Linked DNA regions of Homo sapiens: region 2 is linked to region 1. The links are chromatin contacts, found by Hi-C or POLR2A ChIA-PET in ENCODE. All regions are on one chromosome and are shown on one strand. Each heading gives the region's core, a stretch centred on a gene start or an enhancer-like site at or near the end of the contact. The rest is flanking DNA. Distances are from core to core; before and after follow the strand shown. Region 1 overlaps DIPK1A (divergent protein kinase domain 1A). Region 2 has its middle 37 kb from the start of MTF2.

Region 1 (4,804 bases), core at 1,386-3,885:
TATTTACTATTATTTATTATTATTATTATTTTTTGAGACGGAGTTTCCTCTTGTTGCCCAGGCTGGAGTGCAATGGCACGATCTCGGCTCACTGCAACCTCCTCCTCCTGGGATCAAGCGATTCTCCTGCCTCGGCCTCCCAAGTAGCTGGGATTACAGGTGTCCACCACCAAGCCCAGGTAATTTTGTATTTTTAGTAGAGATGGGGTTTCTCCATGTTGGTCAGGCTGGGCTCGAACTTTTGACCTCAGGTTATCCACCCGCCTTGGCCTCCCAAAGTGCTGGGATTACAGGCGTGAACCACTGCGCCAGGTCTTGAGAGATTAGTTTTAAGGAAGGAAAAAAAGAAAAGGAAAAGAAGAGAAAAGACAAGATAAGACAAGATGTGATGCAGGCCAGGGTACAGTCTTGGAAGGACTGCAGCATGCCATCTAGGTGCAGTACTGGGAGATTTGCCATCCAGATGCAGTTTGTGAGAGTGGAAAATGGGTAAGAACGTTAATGCCCCTCAACAGGAGAATGGTTGAATAAAGTGGTATATTCATAGTACGAAATACTATGCAGTCATTAAAATGAAATAAATAGGCCCAGACATATCAACATAATGTGAAATAGAAACAATTTCAGAATGACGTGAGCAGTTTAGTACCATTTATTAAAGTTTAGATATATGCAAACATAAACATAGTATTTATGTACCCCTGCCACATGCAGTGAAAGTAGAAAAACATCATGGCAAAAACTCATACCAAATTCAAGATGGTGATTCCTCTAAAGAGGGAGGAAGGAGAATATCAGGCAGGATAAGAGAGCTTCAACTATACCTGTAATGTTTTACTTCTTTTTAAAAATGAAGCAAATATGGCAAAAGGTTAAGATTTGTTAAGAAGGTGGTAGCTACACAGCGTTTGTCATATTGTTTTTTTTTTTTTTTTCTGAGATGGAGTTTCGCTTTTGTCACCCAGGCTGGAGTGCAGTGGCGTGGTCTTGGCTTACTGCAAACTCCACCTCCCCAGTTCAAGTGATTCTCCTGCCTCAGTCTCCCGAATAGCTAGGATTATAGGAACCTGCCATCACGCCCAGCTAATTTTTGTATTTTTAGTAGAGATGGGGTTTCACCATGTTAGCTAGGCTGGTCTGGAACTCCTGACCTCAGGCGATCTGCCTGCCTTGGCCTCCCAAAGTGCTTGGGATTACAGGAGTGAGCCACCGTGCCCGGCTGTCATATTGTTTTTTATATGCCAATACTGTTCTATGAGATTTGCATGTATATATCTTAAATTCTCAAAATCTCCCTATGGAATAGGTATTACCATTATCTCCATTTTATTGATAAAGAAACTGAGGCAAGAGAGGTTAAGAAGAGGGTAAGAAATTTACAGAGAGCAGGTTAATGGCAGAGTTGGAACCTGAGCCCAGATAGTCTGCCTCCAGAGCCTGTTCTTTTAACCACTAAAGTAACAGAACCAGGATTATTTATGTTGGAGAGGAGCATGCAGAGCAGGTTTAGCACCGACTGTGTCAGATACCCCTCCCGAGTGCACCCACTAAAGGTGTCTCTGGTCATTCCCTCCATACAAGCAACTCACAACAGGGCTAGGACTTTCATCCTTATTTCCTGAGGACTTTGTACAATGCCTGACGCATAATCAAATACAGATAAAAAAGCACTTGCCAAATGGATGAATGAAGTGTATGCTGGGTTTTTATCCGGAAGTAGGGCCCTCTGTCATGAACAATTCATGGGATCGGACTTAAAGAGTGATATCCTTCCACTGTCCTGATCTTGGGCTCCTGAATCTTAAGAAACACTTCATCTTAACTCTGTTCAATGTCAGGATTTAAACATGACTCTTTCCACAACCATCTTTCAATAATCATCTTGGGAGTTTATATTTCTTTCCTGACACTATTTTCTTCCTCCCTTCTTTCTGTATATTCTGAAATCTAACATTATTTGTGTCCAAGTTATCTTCCCTTGTGGAAAGCTGGATGATTTGAAGGCAGATACTTGGTTACATTCATCTTCAAACCTCCCCTCCTCTCTAGCACACAGCACAGTTTGGTATTTAAGTGTTCCGTAAATGTTTATTAAATAACCAACATAAATAGTGGCTTTGGCTTTAAAATCTCATTGAGGATTAAAGTGCATACTTTTCTATAATATTTAATACTTTTTTTTTTTAAAGCACAAACCAGGTAGCTCATTAGTAAACTTATTGGGAAGCAGTAAAGACTAGTCTGGCATTCAGCTACAAGACAAATTCTAGTTCTAAGAAAAAATCTCAAGCCAACCCTTCATCAAAGAGGCAGTTACAATGAGCAGGCTCTTCCACTTGTGGCTTACATCAAAAACCAAAAGCAAATTTCCCACATGCTTGTATAGAAAGGATGGTTGGCCACGTACTGTTTTGTTTTGTTTTGTTGTTTTTCAGGCACAGCCACAGACACAAACTGTAATTACTGTCAGTAAAACGATATTCTAAATAAAAAGACACAGAAATTATAGAGAATGTTTCACTTTACCATAGGATGATCAGCGAAAACATCAAAGGTTTTTCCTGTCCTAAGATTGTTCTTTACTCCGGTGATTCTCCTAAATGCCTCTCTTGCCTGCACATACCTCATCAAACCAGGAGATGGCACTCTTTAGTCTTATTTGACGAAACCCACCCGAGTTGAATGAATAATTTCATCAACTATGGAAACTATACCACAAGGGGGCAATAACAATGAACAGATGTATACTACCAGGTTTTAAGTAATTTTCTAAGATGTGTGTTCTAAAAATGTATTTCAGACAAACTCATCAATTTTTCCTAAGGAAAAAAAATAGCTGAGTTGGGTTAACAATGCCTGAAAATCTTCCACGTCTCTCGTCAACACCCTCTCCCGTTCCCCGTATCAACGATACTAAATCTTCACCATTTTCTAGACTTGCACTTCATGTTCGCGTTCTCATCCTCTCTCTCTCTCAGCCATTAAAAGTGCTCAAATCTCTCTCCCCCCTGCCCGCAACACACACATCCTCTCCACTCTTTCCTTCCTTCGGTTATAATAGAGTCTGCAATTTATTTTAGAATTCCTCAGCACACACAGTTTAATATATGTGTGTAAGTTATAGTCCAGATGTCTCTCATATCCAAATCAGGAATGCACAGGTGCTTGGCTAGAGCTGTAATCAGGAAGCCAATGCTCGAGGCAGCTACTCCAAGCGCTTCTATATTCCTTATCTCCTTACTTTGATCAAGATTGGTCAATTTCTGAGACTTGTTAATTAGGAAATCTGGCTTTTATTGGTGAAATTTGTCATTTTCTCGAGACAGGGTCTCACTCTGTCGCCCAGGCTGGAAGTGCAGTGGCATGATCACAGCTCACTGCAGCCTTGACCTCCTGGGCTCAAGCAATCCTCCCACCTCAGCTTCCTAAGTAGCTAGGATTATAGGTGCATGCCACCACCCTGGCTAATTTTTTATTTTTAGTAGAGATGGTGTGTCAATTTGTTGCCAAGGCTGGTCTCAAGCTACTGGCCTCAGGCAATCTGCCTGCCTTGGTCTCCCAAAGTGCTGAGATTACAGGCATAAGCCACTGCACCCGGCCTGTGGTTTGTTAAATAGCATGATAAATGGATGGATAAATATTACAAATGAATGATAACTGGTAAAATTAAAGGTATCTAAGATATGTGTTGTGGATTGGCTGAAATATGAGATATTCCATACCTTTTAATGAAGAGGTTTTAAGAACTAGTTGAGGCTATAATCTTTACCTTTAGGGAGGTACCTGGAGCTAACAGTTTTACAGTTAGAGGTTCTCAAACTTTAGAGAGCTTCAGATTGCACGGAGGGCTGATGAAAACACAGTTTGCTGGACCTGTCTCAGAGTTTCTGGACTCAGTAGGTCTTGGATTAGGCTGAAAATATGCATTAATTTTAAGTGCCCACGCTGGCCTAAGAGACCACGTACTGAGAATTATTGGTTCAGAATTTCTAGTGGCCTGATGCTAATTATAAGGAAACACAAGCCTGCCTTTGAAGTATCATTGGTTTTGTCTTGACTAAATCTTTCATGCAAGTTGATAGAGCACTTAAAAAGGCAGACTTGGGGGCCGGACACAGTGGCTCACACCTATAATCCCAGTACTTTGGGAGGCCAAGGCAGGTGGATAACCTGAGGTCAGGAGTTCGAGACCAGCCTGGCCAACTTGGTGAAACCCAATTTCTACTAAAAAAAAAAAAAAAAAAATGGTGGTGTGCACCTTAGTCCCAGCTACTGGGGTGGCTGAGACAGGAGAATTGCTTGAACCCAGGAGGAGGAGGTTGTAGTGGGCCAAGATTGTACCACTGCACTCCAGCGTGGGCGACAGAGCAAGACTGCATCTCAAAAAAAAGAAAAAAAAAGGCAGGGTTAGAACTTTAATAAGTTTACAGGCAGATTATATGAAATGTTTCATGATTGCTTGAAAATAAATATATTTATTGCAAATAAAATGTTTTATGACTGAATAAATGTCTACATGTCTAGCAGAAATTGCTTTCATTACAACCTAGTAATAAGGTTGCATGGGGGTACTTAATCCTCACTTACATCAAACATCGGTGGATTCAGTTCCTTCTCTCCCTCCTTCCCAATCTCTATGTCTTTTATTTTTTTTCTTGACTTATTACAGTGACTAGGATATTCAGTAATATGTGGAATAGAAATGACAACGTATATCCTTGCTTTGATCCTAATATCAGTGATTATATATTCAGACTTTCACCATTACATAAGATGTTGGCTGTGGGTTTTTCATAAATGTCTT
Region 2 (4,809 bases), core at 1,869-4,368, 180 kb after region 1:
TTTAAGTTATCTAGAATATACTTTAAAAAGCATTATGGATGCCGGGCACTGTGGCTCATGCCTGTAATCCCAGCACTTTGGGAGGCCAAGGAGGGTGGATCATTTGAGGTCAGGAGTTAGAGACCAGCCTGACCAACATGGTGAAACCCCGTCTCTACTAAAATACAAAAAAATTAGCCAGGCATGGTCGTGGGCACCTGTAATCTCAGCTACTTGGGAGACTGAGGCAGGAGAATCACTTGAACCCAGGAGGCGGAGGTTGCAGTGAGCTGAGATCACGCCACTGCACCCCAGCCTGGGCAACAGAGAGAGTGAGACTCCCTCAACAACAACAACAAAAAAAAGTGTATGGATAATGGAGATACAGTCTTCTCTCTCCATCTCCTCACATCCTTGTAATCATGAAAATGTAGCTTTCTTTCTTCTCTTGTTTCCATTCTTTTTATTATCCAATCAGTATTCCATATTAGCACATTGAAAGCTCCACATTGTTTTTACAGTTGCATAGTATTCCACTTGTGAATATACCATTATTATTTAACCAGTTATCTGTATATAAGTGGTTCTCAATTAGAGAGTCTGGGAGGTTTTGTCCCTGACTGGGGTCATTTGGCATTGTCTACAATCATTTTGGTCTGGGAGTAAAGTGCTGCTCACATCTAGTAGGTAGAGGCCAGAGATGCTACTAAATATGCTACAATGCACAGAACAGTCCCATAACAAAGAATTATCTGGTCTAAAATGTCAATTAGTGCTGAGATTGGAAAATTCTGCTATGGATGGACATTTGGGCTATTTCCAATCTTCATGGCTATACAAGCAATGCCTCAATAAATGACCTTGTAAATTTGTCATTTTGTATAAATGCAAACATATTTTTAGAATGAATTGCCAGAAGTGATAGTGCTGGGTTGAAGAATACGTGCAATTGAAATGCCTTCTAAATCACCCCCAAAGGGATGTGGATTCTGCACTTCCAACAGTAGTTTATTTATTTCTACAATCTCTTGAACAAAGTGTATTGCTACGCTTTTGTTTTTTCGTAATCTGAGAAGTGCAGGATGTTATTTCAGTTACCCTTAATTTGCAACTGCCTTATGATAATGTCTTTTCATATGGTGAAGGGCCATTTGAATTTCTTTCTTTCTTTCTTTTCTTCTTTTTTTTGAGATGGAGTTTCACTCTTGTTGCCCAGGCTGGAGTGCAATGGCACGATCTCAGCTCACCGCAACCTCGCCTCCTGGGTTCAAGTGATTCTCATTCCTCAACCTCCCAAGTAACTGGGATTACAGGTGCCCACCACCACACCGGCTAATTTTGTATTTTAAGAGATGGGGTTTCTCCACGTTGGCAAGGCTGGTCTCAAACTCCTGACCTTAGGTGATCCATCCGCCTCGGCCTCCCAAAGTGCTGGGATTACAGTCGTGAGCCACTGCGCCCAGCGTGAATTTCGTTTTCTATTGCCTTAGGGTGAGACGAAGACAGTTGTCTGAACACCGGGTGGGGTTTTCAGAGAGTCTGTGACTATAGCCAGGGTTTAAACAGAGTAAAGGAATCTGCGCTTTTATCAAGGCACCTGAAGATACAAAACTCAAGAAATCTAGTCCAAGCCAATGTATTAGAAAGAGAAGAATCAAATGGCAGGGAGACGGGACAAGCTCCAGGTTCAAAAGGCCAGAAGAGGGTTGGAGCCAGAGTAAAGGAGCCTAGAGTCCAGAATCTGCCAGCGGAGTCAGGTTGGAATAAAAATATATTGGAGCAAAAGCTAATTGTGTGAAATGACTAACATAGCAGCAGCTGGCTTAGAAGGAATAATGGCTAGGTAGACACACTGGCTGAACAGCTTCCTTTCTCCTCACAGAATTTTGTTATTTCTTCTATTATAGTATTTAACTTGTATTGCAATTGTCATGCACAGTGCCTGGCATGAAATTAACCCTTTTTTTTTTTTGAGACAGAGTCCCTCTCTCTCGCCCAGGCTGGAGTGCAGTGGCGTGATCTCAGCTCACTGCAAGTTCCGCCTCCCGGGTTCACGCCATTCTCCCGCCTCAGCCTCCGGAGTAGCTGGGACTACAGGCGCCCGCCACCACACCCGGCTAATTTTTTATTTTTATTTTTTTATTTTTAGTAGAGACAGGGTTTCACCATGTTAACCAGGATGGTCTCGATCTCCTGACCTCGTGATCCGCCCGCCTCCGCCTCCCAAAGTGCTGGGATTACAGGCGTGAGGTCCCGCACCCGGCCCTTATTCTTTATCTTCTTATCCCTTATCTGACACTAATCTTGAAGTTCTGCCTTAGCCCTCCTCTAAGAATCTCTATTTGCACTATAAGTAATTGGTTTTTTTTTCTCTACGTAACATTCTCCATCACCATCTCCAAATATACTAATTAACTGTGACAGTTAAGGTGTTTATATTCTTCTAATTGAAATTAGTAAATATACTTGGCTGATGATCAGTGCAGGATATGCAGTTTTATTTGTGTGTCTTAATGACCAAAGACTTAGGGTATGAGGAAAGTCCTACTCTTGTAAAAACAAAACAAAACAAAAACAACCCATGTTACTGTTACCAGTAGAGGCTCTTGACTGCAAGCTGCCCAGGTTCTTCGCATTTTGAAGAATTGGGCAAAACGCACAGCAAAGCAAGGAAACAATGAAGCCATGAAAGCAGAGATTTATTGAAAGTGAAAATACACTCCACGGTGTGGAAGCCCTCCCAACAGCGGCTCAAAGGCTCTGGATACAGAACCTTCTTGGGTCCAAATACCCGCTAGAGGTTTCCCATTGGCCACTTGGTGTTCACCACATGTAAATGAAGTGGTGGTCCACAATTAGTCTGATTGCTTGCAGACAGCAAGCAATCAGAGGCTGAAGTCAAGTTACAAAGGTCACACTCCTATGCAAACATATGGTTGGTTGTGGAAAGCAAACAATCAGAGGCTAAAGTGAAGTTATAAAGTTGCACTTCTATGCAAATGTAGCCTTGGCTCATAATCATAATCACTGAAGTGAAGTTACAATGTTATATTCCTATGGAAAGGTCTGATTGGTTGCAAAAAGTAACCACTCAGAGGTAGTTTCAGTTTCCCATCTGCTGTGTAGAAAAGGTTGGGGTTTGCAAAGGGAGTAGCTTCTGGTCCTTTTGTTACGTAGGTGCAGAAAGTTGGGGTTTTTCTTTCGATTTAGTTCTAGGAAGTCAGGGTGAATCAGCCTTAGGTTCCTTGCCTCCAGACCCTATTCTGCCTCATTACGATATTCCTTTCACGTTCTTTGGGACTATTCGGTGTTTCACATGAGATTGGCTCTCATGCCTGGTGAAATACTCAAATTCAGTTATACAGATAACCTTGTCTTGAAAAGTTCTAGAAAGCACTACTGAAACTTTAGTCTCCAGCTTTATTTCTTCTGGACTACTTGATACAAACTGTCTCTCTCTCTTTTTTTTTTCTGAGACAGGTTCTTGCTTTGTCATCCAGGCTGGAGTGCAGTGGCTCAAACATGGCTCACTGCAGCCTCCGCCTCCAGGGTTCAAGCGATCCTCTCACCTCAGCCCCACAGGTAGCTGGGACTACAGGTGCGTGCCAGCATGCCTAGCTATTTTTTTGTATTTTTTTAAAGATGGGGTCTTGCTATGTTGCCCAGGCCGATCTTGAACTCCTGAGCTCAAGCAATCTTCCCATCTCGGCCTCCCGAAGTGCTGGGATTACAAGTATGAGCCACCACACAGAACCAGTATGATCTCTTTTCATGGTACTTAAAAAATTATATTACTAGCCTTTGTTCAACAAGCTTGTATAAGTGTAATGACCTATTTTATAAATTATTTTTATTGTATTTTAAATTAGATGTTTATTGATGACTTAGCAAGAAATACATTACTCTCAACACTAAAAGCCTATTAACATTAAATTATAAAATTTAGTATTTCCAGAATATTTCTTGCAGACACCAATCCCATCAATGTTTCAACTCAATTTAATAGGCATCTTGTGAAGAACTGGTATAGAAAATCAGAGTTTTGCTCAATGCCTAATTATCATAAATTGAAGCATTTATTGTCTTCTATGTTCTTAGTACCATATTTAGTTATAGGACAATTCATAGTCCTATATGGTGCTATGGTATAGCAATAGGCTATACCATATAGCCTAAGTGTGTAGTAGGCTCTACCATGTAGGTTTGTGTAAGTGCACTCTATGATGTTCACACAAGGACAAAATCACCAAACAATGCTTTTTTCAGACTGTACCCTGTCGTTAAGCAACATATGACTGTGTTTTATATGGGAATATGGACACCAAAATGTTATTCTCTATGTGTATTATGAGTAATTTTTATTTTTTGTTTTATACTTTTTATATTTTTTCAGAAATAACATCAATACTTTGTAATCAGAAAAATATATTTTAGGGATAAGTATTGGCTTGTACAATTTTTTTTTTGCTTTTGTGAAAATACAGAGGAAAAACTAATGTTATATTATAACGAAAATGGTATATGTTAACAAAGGAATCCTTTTACAGAAACTCCTTAGAAATAAAAGGAAAATCAAGGCCAAAGCAAAAGTCATGTCATGACTTTAAAGAACTTTGCCCCCTAGGATACAAAATCTATTAATTTTAACGGTGGGGCTACTGTTTGTAAGAGTACCAAACATTCTGAATAGATAGAAGCCTCCAGCTGTAAACTGATGGACTTTTGTGGTCTCAAAGCAGTTGAGGGTTTCTACCCTTAAAATACCATTTCTCATGTTACAGCAATTGAGAGTGTGCAAAATGTATAGAACAGATTGTGTTTCACTCTATT

The links. Hi-C counts contacts between places; a loop is a spot of excess contacts on that map. ChIA-PET counts read pairs that join two places held with the same protein, here RNA polymerase II (POLR2A). Pooled maps may share reads with other maps.
Region 2: a pooled map shows a loop between it and region 1 (2.5-fold over the local background). The contact joins two enhancer-like sites. A Hi-C loop is called at or near these places in 1 of 168 maps with a recorded cell type or tissue (lower leg skin) and 4 of 50 pooled maps. POLR2A ChIA-PET finds 5 or more read pairs at or near these places in 5 of 52 experiments (H1, OCI-LY7, RWPE1 and 1 more).

What each region holds. Positions count from the first base shown.
Region 1 is chr1:92,856,402-92,861,205 of GRCh38, forward strand. All of the region lies in intron 2 of DIPK1A (divergent protein kinase domain 1A), which reads right to left. Among named protein-coding and RNA genes, the nearest start is that of SNORA66, 18 kb to the left of the region's middle. Within about 2 kb of position 2,636, at least 4 of the 41 ENCODE cell types and tissues checked have a DNase peak (open chromatin) inside an H3K27ac peak, as active enhancers do.
Region 2 is chr1:93,039,498-93,044,306 of GRCh38, forward strand. No RefSeq gene overlaps it. Among named protein-coding and RNA genes, the nearest start is that of MTF2, 37 kb to the right of the region's middle. RefSeq lists an enhancer at 2,996-3,255. Within about 2 kb of position 3,119, at least 6 of the 41 ENCODE cell types and tissues checked have a DNase peak (open chromatin) inside an H3K27ac peak, as active enhancers do.